2 separate regions of the Homo sapiens genome follow, and region 2 is linked to region 1. A link is a contact called in ENCODE Hi-C data. All regions are on one chromosome and are shown on one strand. The core of a region is the stretch at or near the end of the contact, and the rest is flanking DNA. Distances in the headings are between cores, read along the strand shown.

Region 1 (6,936 bases), core at 83-2,582:
GATGAAAAACAACCCAAGAGGGTGCCTCCTCTCTGAGGTCCCCTTTTCTTTCAAGGACCACTGGAACGGCCAAGAAATCCCCTCCCCCCAGGCAACTAAGCATCAATCCTTGCAGCTCCGACCCCACACCTCAGGCTTCCAGCTCCCACTCCACAGGGGCTCACATACTATGCCAGCCTCTTGTCCACCTGCCTGAGGATTTAGGGCCAGGAGAGGCTTCAAGAGCCACTGTCTTCTTGTCCTGATCCCACAACAGGATCCTCCCTTGGTCATGGGGACCCGGCATCACTGAGCTGGGTTGGGGTACTTCATGAGGACCCCTGAGGCCTCCTTCACTTCTCCCCACCCCCAACACATGCAGACAGATGGGAGATGTTTCCGGCGTGTGTGGGGCGGGGAGGGGGACGGGTATTGAGATTTCCACGGGACTCTGAGTGGTGCGTCTGCTAACAACACAGCCCTCCCCCTTGGGCCGTGGGCATTTCCTCACCCAGACCTCCCCCTCCCAACCCAAACACACCATCGCCGCCACCACCACAATCCCTCCAGTCCCCCTGGGCAAAAGCGATGTTCAGAGACGCGGGGTTTTGTTTACAATCTAATTTGTCCGGATAATTGCCTCAACTTTGCACTTCACTTTGCCCGCATGGCTCTGGCCTTGGGCCCCTTCTTCACTGGTTCGCAGAGCACTTTACGGGAAATTCCCTTTCCGCAGAGGGAGGCAGTGCGCGCCAGGGGGTGACCGTTCACAAAGCCCTGAAGGGGCCTCCCCACCTTCTACCCTCGGCTCAGGAAGCCCACCCCCAGCCCCCACGCAGTGGGGAGCAGGAGGGAGGCCAGACAGGGCCCGGGCCTGACACTGGCTCCGTCTCTGGGCCCCCGGCCACTCCCCGCGCCGAGCGCAGCCCGCCGGGAACCAGTGAACCGTGTGGGATCAGGACTTGGCCGTACCTTCAGACTCCAGGGGATGGCCGGGGTTTGCAAGCGCCCCATAGGATTAGTCCGAGGCCAGGGTGAATCCCTGGGGTCCCTCCACCTACCATCTTTTTCAGATCTGCCGCCTCACGTCTTCTCCCCACGTTCCCATTTTTCCTCCCCTAAAGTTTGGTGCACGTGGTTTTCTCTCGCTCTCAGCGGGCTGCCAGGCGGGGTGAAAGTTGCTGCACCTGCTTTAGGCGAATTATGGTAGCACTAGAAGTTGGTCTCCCCTCCCTCCGCCGCTTGCTCTCTCGCTCCCTCCTCCCTCGCTCTCCGCGCGCTCCCTCCTTCCCTCTCCACCCTCCTCCTCCCCCGCCCCCTCCCGCCCCGCCCGCGCGCCGCCCGCTCGCAGCCACTCGCAGCCCAGGCTCAGTCGCAGCCCCTCGGAGTCCGGAGCCCGCCGTCCCTGCGGACCGGACAGTGCGGCCGGCGGCCGGCGGCCGGGACGGAGCCCCCAGCCCGCGAGGAGGGCGCGGCGCAGGCGGCGGCGGCGCGGCGGGGAGGAGCCCGGGCCGGAACCAGGGCTGGGCCGGGGGCGGGGACGCCGGGGTCCGGGAGCCCGGGAGCCGGAGCGAGCTGACGAGCGTCGCGGAAGGACCGGGAAGGAAGAGCGGAGCCGGAGCGAGCCAAGCAGCCCACAAAGTGCCATGCCCCGGCGGGGTTGAGGCGCGCGGCGGTCGGCCCGGCGCGCTGGGAGGACGCCCGGGAGCTGCGCGACGCGGGGCGGCGCGGAAGGGCAGCCCCGGCGGGCGGCGGCGGGCCCGGGCTGCGACCGGAGCGAGCCCCATGCCCCGCGCGGGCTGACGGGCCGGAGCCCGCACGGAGCGGCCGGGCGGGACAGGTAGGTGGCGGGTCGGGCCCAGGGACGTGGGTGGGGGCTGGGCGGGCGACCAGACCAACTCCCTCGCTCGCGCACTCTCTCGCCCGCTCGCTGGCTCACTTTGTGTTTGCAAACTGCCCGCCCGAGACGCGCTGGGCGCCGGGCGCCAGGAGGAGCCGGGCCCGGGCCGGCGCACTTTGTTCCAGCCAGGGCCGGCCGTGGCGCACTGACCCCGCGCAGCCGCGACATTCCGCCCCTGGCCCGGGCCCCAGCGGGCCGGAGCTGCCTCGGGAACAGGTGGGGGCTGTGGCGCGGCGGGAGTGGGGGCAGCCGGAGGCCGGGGCGGGGAGGGGGGCGGCCGGAGAGGCCACCGAGGCCCGCCCTTCCCCAAGAATCTGGGCCCCGCCCCCTCCCCGCCGGGCCTCTGGGAATGGGGTGTACGGGGGCGCGACCCCCTCCCCGCCCCGAGTCAGACAAAGAATACTTCCCGGCCCAGACTTTCCAGAGCTGGGAAGGGAAGTGGCTCCCCCCAACTCTAGTCGGTACCGGACTCCCCAGGACGCGCCGGAGACAGATGAAAATGGGGGCAAGAGAGCGGGGGATCGCGGTCCTACCCGCCGTGTCGTCTCTGGTGAAGAGGGGACTTGTCTTGCTGAGGTCGCACCTCGGAAGTGCCAGGGCCAGTCAGCCCCTTTTCCATCGCTCGGTCAGCTCGGGGATAGAGCGGAAAACTTCTTGGGGACTTGAGAGCGTCTGGAAATGGCCCCTGTGATTTGTGCGCCGGAGGTGGAGGGTGGGGAAACGATCTGGCTGACACCTCTACTCACCCGCTGTGGAGAGAGCTCCCGCTTCACCACTTAAGGGGGGAAGAGAGGGCGGCCACGGGGGCCCGGAGGCCACCAGGGAAGGAGCCCGGAGTGACCGAGCAGGACCCCCCCCCGCCCCAACTGAGGAGTCTGGTATCTCCCCTGGACAACCCCAGCACCTCTCTGACCGGCGGCGCTTCAGCCTCGGGCTCCTCATCCACGCCAAACAAACTTCCTTGGGCTGCGTCAGAGCACAGCCAGTGGCGCTAGAATGCGACCTGGGGTCCCGGCCGCCCCCATAAAGGACCGGGTAATTTCGCGGAATGCGGATTTTGAGACAGGCCCAGACGGCGGCGGATTCCCTGTGTCCCCCAACTGGGGCGATCTCGTGAACACACCTGCGTCCCACCCCGATCCTAGGTTGGGGGGAAAGGGTATGGGAACCCTGAGCCCAGAGCGCGCCCCGCTCTTTCCTTTGCTCCCCGGCTTCCCTGGCCAGCCCCCTCCCGGCTGGTTTCCTCGCTCACTCGGCGCCTGGCGTTTCGGGCGTCTGGAGATCACCGCGTGTCTGGCACCCCAACGTCTAGTCTCCCCGCAGGTTGACCGCGGCGCCTGGAGCCGGGAATAGGGGTGGGGAGTCCGGAGAACCAAACCCGAGCCTGAAGTTGCCATTCGGGTGACTCCCGAGAAAGCCCGGGAGCATTTTGGCCAATGCGGGTTTTTACCTGAACTTCAGCATCTTCACCCCGGTTTCGGAGACCTGCCTAGATTCGTCCCAGCACGCACTGTTTCGGGTTCGGGATTGAGGGTTAGGGCAGCACACACAGCTTGAGGGGCAATTGTTAGGACTGGCCCGAGTGCCCGCAGAAAGAAAGAGCAGCGGGGTTGTCGTATGGCCTGTAGCTGCGGGAAGGTCTGTGCCGGTCCCACTGTCGAACCCAGAAGCTCACTTTCCACAGAAAACCAGGGCTGAAGGGCCCCCTGACCGCCATGCCCTGCGGGCACCGGGCATTTTGAGCTCTCCCCCACCCCCTCCCCCTGCTGCGAACCAGCCGGTAGGTGCAGGGGCCGAAGGCCAGGCCCAGTGGACCCAGCCGCCTGAAGGGGAGCCACGGCCTCAGAAAACCTCTGCCCGCCCCCGCGGAAAACCGCTGTGGGGAAGTCTGAAGGCCTTTTTTTTTTTTTTTTTTTTTCAACTTGAGAAACTTTTGCCTCGGGGTTTTGGGGCTCTGTTACCTGGTGGCTGGAGGGAGGATACTGGGGCTCTGCTCTTGGTACCTGGACAGCTTGTTGGCTCCCATGGTGCCCTTTCGATCTGAAACTCAAAAAACTGTGAGTTGGGGGAGTCACTCACACTCTAGTCAGTGGGGCAAGGTGGCAAGGGGAAGAGGTGGTTTTGTGGTTGCCCCCTCTCAGCCTCCACACCCAGGGCCAGGGTGAGCGCTGAATCTCTCCTGCGGGACGGGACCCTCAGGACCCACTTTATCCTGGCTCCAGCCTTGCTACTAAGTTTGGGAGACCATGGGAGCCTTCTCTCCTGGCACCAAGGGCTGGGCGCCTGGGTGGAGTTTTCTGTCCTTCTCCCTGTCCTGGACAGGTTTCCCAGGAGTTACGGAGTTGGGGAACCCCTGAGCCCTGGAGAGAGAAAGACCTGACCCCAGTGCTGGAGAACGCCAGGGCCAGAGCATTTGCAAAGGGTCCCACTTGCAAAGGGACCTGCTCCTGTCCCTTTCTGTGTAGGGATCTTCCTCACACCTAGACGCCCCCAGCCCCCTTCCTCTGCCTTTAGAGCCGAAAACTTCCGTTCTGGCTGTAGGCAGGTAGGTCCCTTCTTGCCAGGAATGTGCATATCCTGCTGGGCCCCTACCCCAAACATACCTCTTCCTTGGTGGGAGGGAAGCAGAGGGACTGGGAGAGGAAGGCTTGCTTTTGATCCAGTAATTCCCCCAAATGTTTGCTGAGCCCCTACTCTGCCTGGGCAGGTCCCAGGCTGAGTACTGGGGTACCCAAGCAGTGAAGGCTGGGGTCTGCTGTCTGGACCTCAGATTGTTGGGGTAGGAGAGACAGATATCACATGGTGGGGGGGAGGGTGGAGGGGAGAAGAATGGGAACAGGGTGTCTGTTTCAGAGGAGAGTTGTGAGGTGCAAGGGGAGGGAAGGGTTGTCTCCCCAGGAAGCCTTCCCTGCATCTTAACCCTTCCTACCCCACTGCCTTGGCGGTTTCCTGTCTCTCCAGCCACAGTGCAAGCCCCCCAGTCCCATCCTAAGCAGGCACAATGTCTTTATTTTTTGAATAGCCTAAACTGTGTGAAATAATAATTTCTTCCATCCAAGAAACTCCTCACAGTTTCCCTTCTCACAGATCTTACCACGCTCCAGCTTCCCTAGACCAAGGCAGGGCAGGTACTATTTTTGACAGGACTCTCAGGCTCCGTTGGCTGGAATGACCTCCTCAGATTTGGTTCCAGAACTCTGGAACCCAGAGCAAGGAACTGAGGCCTCCCCAGGGCAGAACATGTGTCAGAGTGGAAAAGGCTTTGGAACTTGGCATTAGAGATGGGACTCTGGAGAACTTAATTAAGCTCTTCGAACCTCAATTTTCTTACATTGTAAAGTAGGTCATAATACCCACCTTAGAGATTCTGTTTGGGAGTTAGATGAGAGAGCAGATGTCAAGTACCTTGCACGGTGCCGGGTGCATGGTAGTACTGATCAAGGGATGGCGTTTATTATTAATTTGCTAGCACTGCCAGGCCACATGTTGGTTGAATATGGAAATACTGAAGTATTAATCTTCATTTTATGGGTTGGGAAAACGAAGTCCAGAGAGAAGAGGCAACTTGTCCAAGGTTACACAGCTACATGGTAGCACAGCTGGAACTAAAATATGGGGCCCTCGACTCCCAGTATAACCAGTAGGGCTTGAGCGTGTGCTGTGGTGAAGGGAGAAAGGAAGGGATGGGAGGAGCTGCCATTCCTCCCTCCTTCCTCCATAAGCTTGGCCTAGGCCGCCTGCCTTCTAGTGTGAATACTTTCTCTTTTCCCTTTAAGTGGAGAGGGGGACTGTAGGTGCAGAATCTGGTGTTTCCACCTGCACACAACCCTGGAGCATTCCCCAGGCACTCCTAAGGTTCTTGTGAGACACACATAAATGGGAGAGAGAATTCCCCAGAATGCAGAGGAGGAAAAATGACTGATAACCCCTCTCTCCAGAAAGGGAGATTTCTAGGGTTTGGAAACCCTAGCCTACACGTCCTTATGGAAGATTTTGGCAGCAAGTCTCAGACCAGTTTGGGACCTATCACTGAATGGATCATCTCAAAGAAGCAAAAGGAAACTCCCCTTGAGCCTGAAGTTATTGGCTCCCTTCAGCGTTGCCTCCCAGGATTCTCTGTGGAAATACACACCTTCAGTCCACTGCCAGTTCCACCAAGCCGGGATCACAGCGGGAACCCTCTTTCCTCTGAATTCTGCCACTTTGGATGCTGTGGTCTTGTGAGATGTTGCTCCTGGGCCCTTGCAGAGCCTGGACGCAGGGCACACCTGCCTGATCTAGAAAACAAGAGCTCCTGGCACAAAAGGTACACATCTGGACAGGGCCGCAGGTGTTGGACCGTGGAGTCACTGTTGCTGTGGTGTGTCGCCCGGGCTGGACATGCCTGGGCCTGGCGAATGCCCTCCTTGCCTTGATCCTGGTCCCAGGATCCCTCTTGAGATCAGGGTCTTTTCCCGGCTGTCCCTCTGGCACAGCCCTGCACCTTCCTTCTCTCCTGTCTGGATGGTAGCCATACAGCCGCCTGTTCCCTGAATCCCAGCTGCTCTGCCCACCTCCCTGGGCCCCATGCTCTGGCCAACTGGAGCCTCCACAGCCAGGCCTGATGGTGGGTGGAGCCAGTTGATAGTGCAAGATAGAGGTAAATGGTGTTTCCTTTCCTGCTGCAGTTCTGATGGTCTGTGACCCAGGCTACCATGTAAATGGAAAATGGGGCGACATAGTGGGTTTTCCTCAGACTAACAGTATGTAGAATAGAGACCATCCGGCATTTGTTCAAGGTAGGCAGGACTGGTGGGAGCAGAAGTTACTCAAGTAGCAGCAAAGGGGTGGCAAAATGATGGCGACTTGAAGGTAGGGTGGCTTAGGGAATGGAGCCAGGGACTCAGTAGTTGTATCCATCCTACGAACACACTGTGGAGCGCCTACTGTGTGCTGGAGGCCAGGCTGGTGAAGGGCAGCAGGAGGGACCCGGAGAAGGGGTGGCTCACATGCAACTTGGAAAATCAGAAATAGAACAAGGGCCGGAGCACAGATCTGTGGGCACTGGCCACCTGAGC
Region 2 (7,680 bases), core at 1-2,500, 350 kb before region 1:
GTGAGAATAGCACCACACCCCTCACAGGTTGCTGTGAGAATTCTGCCCCAGGTCAGTGCTTTGCACACAGTGCATGCTCAACTCATGCTTCCTTTTCCCACATGCTGGGGCCTCCCAGTTCCCCCAATGGAACCCAGAGCTGTGACAGTCAAGGGCCCAGAATCCAGGACATCTGTCCCACCAGAATCCAGGATATCCGTCCCAAGTCCCAGCCAGCAGCCACTAGAGCTGAGGCTCTGTGTGAAGCAGCACCCTCTCTAAGCATCCCTCTGTCCCTTGCAAACTAAACAGAATGATCCAACTTCATTATTTGGTGGATGAGCCCAGGATTTCTTAGCACAAGAGAGACCCCTTTCTGCCCTGGCAGTGGGAAGCTGTTTCTCTACCCTCTGGGAGGTGCAGAGTTGGGTGACCTTGGGATGGGTCTCCAGGGCAATGTCTTCATGTGTGCCTACACCTCCCACCCCTCTCACAGGCAGTGGTGAGTTTTGCCAACCCCCACCATGCCCAGAACTGAACAGGAAGTGGTAACTTGGTTGCCATGGCAGCGAGAGGGGCAGGAATGGGTGAGGTTCCTCAAGGAGCATTGGTATCTGTGAGGTGGGAAAGGCATTCACACACTGGTCCCTTCAGGACAGAGGCAGGGACAGGATGTGGCATCAGCATTTCAAGAAAAATGTTCAAATTCAGTTCAAAACACACATGATGCAATGATTGCTGTCATAACTAAGCAGGGCTTCCTGACAGAGGCCAAGCAGAGAAAGCTATTTGTGTGAGGAAATTGAGGGCTCTGCTTTAAAGCCTGAGGAAGCCTAGCAGATAAAGGAGCCAATGCAGAGAGGGTCCAGAGCTTTATCTTGGCTTGGGAGGCCTGGGTTAGCTTCGCCTGGGGCCTGATATTAGGGTAAAGAGCTAAGTCAGCCCTAATCTCCTCCTTCCCCAACCCACAAAACACTAAACAAGAAAACTGCTGGTAAGGAGGGTAAGAAAAAGGCCCTGAGCTCCTGCCTCTGTACCCACTCCCTCCTCCACAAGTCAGCCCCTTCTCCCCTCACCTGAGACGCAACCCTGTGGCCACAGCAGCAGCAGCAGCAGGAAGGCTGGGGCCATGGTTCCATCCAGCTGGGCAGTGTCAGGCCTGGAGATCCAAGGTGAGGGCCCACCCGACACAGGATGTGCCACCTGGGCCTGCCAGGGAAGGACCCGGGGTTCTAAAAGTGAAGCTGCCCATTTAGGGAAGTGAGGCAGTGTGGGACCCACTGCCCCCAGCCAACCGCAGGGATTCATTGAGCCTATTATGAGGGCGGTGCTGGCAGCTGTTTCCGCCCTTTTCCTCGGAACTTCAGGCAGGTGTGGCTGCTCCACCCAGTCTGGGGCCCCAAGCCGGGAGGACTCACAGTCAGAGGGCTCCCCGCCCTCCCCAACCTCCCCCAGAAACTGGTCCCTAGGATCCAGCAAGGGGGCTGGGGTGAGGCTTCTGGAACGTCAGGTATAGACCTTCCTGGAATCTTCTGGGCTCAGAGACCCAGGGGTGCGGGCTCTTAGGCTGAGATGGAGCATCTCAGACCCTAGTTTCTTACATATATACATTCACAGGGAAGTTCTTATAAACTCTCATTCATTCATTCATTGCAGATTCTTTCTGTTCCTTCCTCTCTCTCTCTCCCAGGCTCCTGGCTGCTCAGAACAGTCACTTGTGTTCACTGTTGCAAATAACCTCTTACAGGCTCACTTGAAATCTTACTTTTGTCAAGCGGGAAAAATGCAAATTGTTAAGACTCAGGGCATAAATTTTGGGTTGAGGGAGGGGTTCCTGTACTCTCACACACAGGTGTGCATGCACATGCACTCACACTCACAGTCTCACTTTGTCTTTTATTCACTTTCACACACACACACACACGCCCATGCACACAGTCTCACACACACCCCAGCAGCCTCTCCTTTTCCCTATCCATACGTCTCCTCTCTCTGTCCCTCTCCCTGCCTCTCCTCCTGTCGACTCTACTCACCATCAGCTCCCTCTAGACTCCTAGTCCCTCGTGCAGGCTTCCTACAGCCTCCGCAGTACTTCCCCTCACCCACCTCATCTCAAGACCCCCTTCCTCCCCTGCCTCCAGCCTACGTCAGCACGCAGGCAAGTGCCCTCCACTTCCTCCTGCTCAATGCTATCTCGCCTGTACAGCCACCAGCTCCAGTGGAAATGACCCAGCACTAGGCCCAAGACCACACCCTTCACTTACCCCAAGGCCTAGAATCAGAAGCATCAATTTTTGATGTCCGGTACCTGTGTCATCTGCTCCTTCAGTGTGTGGGGACCCAGCTGGACTCCCGTGATTATGTATGCTCCCCCTACTCACTAGTGCCATGTTTCTACTCCTTAGATGGGACTGTCAAAAGGTAAACTGAGGCACAATAAAATTTTAAACAGATTATTTCAGCAAACAACAATTCATGAATCAGGCAGCTCCAAACAGAAGAGGTTGAGGAGCTCCACTGGGGGAATGCAAGGGGAAGACTCCTACAGGACAAGTAAACTGAAGAAAATATTTAATTAGTTATAGTTATATAGTTCCCTTATTTGGCCTATCCTGTTGGAAAGACCCTAGTTAATTATATAAGTTTCTTTTGATTGGTTGAGCTTAAGTTCTATTTTTCCTTAATATACACATTTACAAGAAATAGCTCGTGTTAAGTTTCACTGATATTTGCAAATCAAGCAAAGTTGAGGTCACTTATGAGGCCTAACTGTTTTTTTAATTTTTGCTCAGGGACTCTTCAGGCCTGGTCTCCATTTTCATTAATTTTAACAGGACTCAGAGCAAAAAGTCCTCAAGCTTGCATGGCCACAATCTTAAATTGACCTTGAAGCCCCAAGCTCCAAGCAAAGAAGTCTATCTCGGCTGACCCTAAGCTTTTGTAGTCTCTCAACTCATTCACTCACTCATTAATTCATTCATTCATTTGTTCATTCCCACAACCTCATTGCTATGCATGGGGCTAGGTAGGCACTGGGGGCGTAGGAATGAGACACGATTGTCACTTGAGACCTCTCAGCTCACAGACGTGTTTTGTTTTCCTTATTCACCCTTCCTTTTTCAATGTTTCTCACCCAGTCCTCAGAACTTCCTGAGCTCCCTGAGTTCAGGGGCCATCTCCCCTCCCCAGCACACACAGTAAGTTCCTCCATCCCTTCCCCCATCAGAACAGTAAGTTGCTTCAGGAGTGGGGGATTTATCTCTTGTGGGGACTTTATGCGCTTGGAATCCATGATTCTATGAAACTGATACAGTGCGCCCAGCACTGAGCCAATCATCGTCTAAAGTGTGACCCTTGGGATCACTGTGCTGATGAGGGTAGAAAGAATCAAACATTCATTCGCTGATCGAGGAAGTATGCACTGGATTCAATCTTTCTTAAGAGAAATTTGGAAGCATTGGTCAAAATCATTAAAAATACGTATACATTAGACTTTTACATCTATCATTTGATTTAATACAGCAGTGTATTTTGTCTTTATATTTATTTTTCCCATTTAAAAATTAAGGCCTAATTTACATACAGTACTATTCACCCTTTTCAGTGACGAGTTCTGGGAGTTCTAGAGACTTGTATCCAATGCCGTAATGGAGACAGAGAAGAGTGCCATCATCCCGAAAAGCTTTCCTCTGCTCCTTGTTAGTCATCCCTTCAGTCCCAGACAAACACTGATCTGGTGGGGTTTTTTCCTGTCATTTCTCTCTTTCCAGAATGGAAAAGTGAAGCACTTTATGTTGATTTATTCTGGTGAAGTCCAATATATAATTTTTATGAATCAATTTTTATGTCATATCTAATAAATCTTTGCTTAACCCAAGGTCACAATGACTTTTTTCAACAATTCTGTGAGCTATAATTCACATAATATAAAACTGACCCATCTAAAGCATACAATTCAGTGGTTTTCAATATATTCACTGAGTTGTACAACTAACACCAATTTTGCAGGATTTCCCCACCCAAAGAAACCCCATGCCCGTTAGCAGGCACTCCCTGGATCCGTTTACTGCAGACTTGGTGGCTTAAAACAGTATTAAGTTATTGTCTCGCCATTCTGAAGGCAGAAGTCTGAAGTCAGTTCACACTGTATTGAGATGAAGATGTCGACAGGGCTGCAGTCTCTCCAGAGACACTAGGGAAAAATTTGTTCCTTGCCTTTCCAGCTTCAGGTAGCTGCCAGCATTCTTTGGTTTGGGGCTGTTTTACTCCAATCTTCAAGGCCAGCATCTTCAGTCTCCCTCTGCTCCATCTTCCCATCACTTTCTCCTCTTTGTGTTCAAATCCCACTCTGACTCTCTTACATAAGGATACATGTGATTGCATTTAGTTCCCATCTACGTAATCCAGGATAATCTCACCATCTCAAGATGTTTAACTCACTCATATCAGCAAAGATCATTTTTTTTTTGTTTTTTGCCATATAAGGGTAACAATCACAGGTTCCAGGGATTAGGACACAGATATCTTTTAAGAGACCATTTATCAGCTTACCACAGTCCCCATTCCTACAGTCCCAGGCAACCACTAATATTTTTGTCTTTCTAGACAAAAATATCTTCAATCAAAAATGCCTTTATCAATTCTGGATATGTCATAAAAACATAATTGAACAATATGTGTTCCTTGTGACTGGATTCTTTCATTTGGCATGTTTTCCAGGTTTGTCCATGTTGTAGCTGTACTTGTGCTATACGTTGTATTAATACATCATTCCTTTTAAAGGCTGAATAATATTCCACTGAATGGATATATATGTTTACCATTTATCAGTTGACAAATATTTTATTTGTTTCCACTGTTCAACTATTATAAGCAGTGTTACTATGACTATTCATGTACAAGTTTTTGTGTGGACATACGTTTTCATTTCTCTTGAGTACATAACCAATAGTAGAACTACTGGGTCATATGGCAACTCTATGTTTAACATTTTCAGGAACTACCAATAGTTTTCCAAAGTGGCTGCAAATTTTACACCCTCTCCAGCAATGTATGAGTTCTCATTTCTCTACAATCTCTCCAATACTTGTATTGGCTTTCTGTTTACAGCCATCCAGTGAATGTACTTAAGTTTTGAATTGTAGTTACCTAATGACTAATGATATTGAGCATCTTCATCTTGAGCATGCACAATTTGCTCATTTGTATACCCTTGGAAAAATATTTATTCAATTGTGTTGTTTGTCTTTTACAGCATTTGAACAATGTTGTGCCACATTTTTCTGGCTTCAATTGTTTCAGATAAGAAATTCACTACAATTAGAATTGGTATTCCTTTATAGATAATTATTTCTCTCTGGCCATTTTTACGATATTTTCTTTGTCTTTACTTCTCAGAAGGCTATCTATGCTGTGTCTTGGTGTGTATTTCTTTGGGCTTATTATATTTGGGATAAAATCAGATTCTTGTATTTGTAACTTTAGGTCTTTGGGCAGATTTGATTACTTTAGACGTTTCTTTGAATACATTTTCAGTCTCACATTTTTTCTCCTTTCCTTCTGGGACTCTGATGATGCAAAGGTTAGCTCTTATGTTAATGTCCCGCAGATAGCTGACGTTCTGGTCATTTATTTTCAGTCTGTTTTCTCTCTGATCAGACTGAGTAAATTTTCTCAGTCTGCCTTCCAGTTAACTAATTACATCCTCTGTCATCTCCACTCTCCTACGGAGTCCACGTAGTCAGCTTTTAATTTTGGTTATTGTCGTTTTTAGTTCCCACATATTCTATTGTCATTCTGTTCCCAGAAGAAGAAAAAAGAGTAAATGGAGCAGAAGAACTATTAATACTTGAAAAAATGGTACCGAGGATTTTTCAGAATTAGACAAATATCTAAGACATCAAATTGAATGTATTCAGAGAGTTCCAAATAGAATGGATACTTAAATAGCCCATATTAAGCATACTATAATAAAAATTCAAAGAGAAAATTATAAAAATGTTCCAGAGATAAAATAGGTCAGTAAAGATGAATAACCATCAGACTGTTATCAGACATTTCCATAGCAACACTGGGAAGGTAAGAAAACAATGAAATATGTTCAAAATTTTGAAGAAGTATATGTCTTTTACATGTTAACTTATGACATAAAATTTGCCACCCACTTGAAAATTGTGGTTAAGGGAATTACGACAATTTTGAGGCCAAGGATGTTAAGATAAAATATTTAAAAGTTATAACTAAATGCTAGCTCTTAGCATCTGATTGAGGAAGACCTATTTTTGTTTAGTCCACTTTTATCCCACTACCCATGTTCTTTAAGTGAAGCTCAGTATTTCCATACTGTAAGTGAACACGTCCCAATCTGCTGCAGTTGCATAAGTTCAGTAAATCGAGAAAAGATTGGGTTCAGCCACATATGACTGAAAACCAAACAGCAGTGGCTTCGACACACAACTGTTTATTTTTAGGTATCATTTTAATTATGAAAATTCCCAAGCATGCACAAAAGTATCTCACAAAAAAGAGATAATCGGCTGGGCACGGTGGCTCATGCCTGTAATCCCTGCACTTTGGGAGGCTGAGGCAGGTGGATCACCTGAGGTCAGGAGTTTGAGACCAGCCTGACCAACATGATGAAACCCCATCTCTACTAAAAATACAAAAGGTTAGCTGGGCGTGGTCGTGGGTGCCTGTAATCCCAGGTACTCCAGAGGCTGAAGCAGGAGAATCACTTGAACCTGGGAGGCGGAGGTTGCAATGAGCCACGATCGCACCACTGCTCTCCAGCCTGGGTAACAAGAGCAAAACTCAGACTCGAAAAAAATTTTTTTAAAAAGATAATCATACTTCTAGCCCCCATGTAGCATCACTCAGCTACATTTACTCTTGCCTTCCATTTTTTTTTATTGGCAATACTATTCCATAGGTTGTGCTGTGTACTTCACATAGACTCACAGAAAATAATCTCTAGTGTCTAGATTCGTGTTTCGGGCAACACAAGCTGACAGCATTACTTAGACATCTGAGATCGTAAAACTCAGCTGATGCCACCTGGGTATAAGTCCTAAAGGAAATCTCACCTGATTCTACCAGAGAACATGATGGACAATATTCCTCACAGCATTGTTTGCAATATGAAGAAGTGGAGGCAAAACAGCACATGCACCCTGGGTTCAGAATGATACACTGTGGGATATGTACACAATGGAATAAGCACTGAAAAGAAGTGGGCTCTGTATATGTACCCGGGAAGGAGCAAAACGAATATATGAAAAATGTCTATCACAATTTCTTATATGTAAGTTAAAATACAGTCACAGAAAAAAAAGCTGCAGGCTTTACAAGAATATATTCAAATTTAAGGTTACATATCACATGCATTAGAGTGGTTGCCTTGGAGGGGAAGGCAAGTGGAAATAGGGAATGAGGATTAAAAAAATAAAGAAAGCAAAAGTTGTGCCTCTCACAGATAGGTGATGGTCATGTGGAAGGAGCTGAGATATACATGAAGAGACTTCTGTTCGATGCCTATATTAGTCCCTTTTCATACTGCTATGAAGAAATACCTGATGCTGGGTAATTTATAAAGAAAAAGAGGTTTGATGGACTCACAGTTCCACATAGCTAGGTAGGCCTCACAATCATGGCAGAAGGTGAAGAAGGAGCAAAGGCACATCTTACATGGTGGCAGAGAGCATG

Evidence for each region. Hi-C counts contacts between places; a loop is a spot of excess contacts on that map. Pooled maps may share reads with other maps.
Region 2: a map of naive thymus-derived CD4-positive, alpha-beta T cell shows a loop between it and region 1 (6-fold over the local background). The contact joins the promoter of TREML2 here to the promoter of FOXP4 in region 1. A Hi-C loop is called at or near these places in 2 of 168 maps with a recorded cell type or tissue (both naive thymus-derived CD4-positive, alpha-beta T cell), 6 of 37 single-sample maps with no recorded cell type and 9 of 50 pooled maps.

Annotation. Positions count from the first base shown.
Region 1 is chr6:41,545,049-41,551,984 of GRCh38, forward strand. FOXP4 (forkhead box P4) reads left to right here and starts at 1,333. Exons shown (of 17, transcript NM_001012426.2): 1 at 1,333-1,819. It overlaps FOXP4-AS1 (FOXP4 antisense RNA 1), which reads right to left and starts at 3,573. Exons shown (of 2, transcript NR_126415.1): 1 at 3,330-3,573. RefSeq lists silencers at 680-949, 1,280-1,959, 2,030-2,209, 2,500-2,649 and an enhancer at 1,020-1,129.
Region 2 is chr6:41,199,899-41,207,578 of GRCh38, forward strand. It overlaps TREML2 (triggering receptor expressed on myeloid cells like 2), which reads right to left and starts at 1,251. Exons shown (of 5, transcript NM_024807.4): 1 at 1,056-1,251. The coding sequence starts at 1,110. RefSeq lists an enhancer at 1,470-1,539.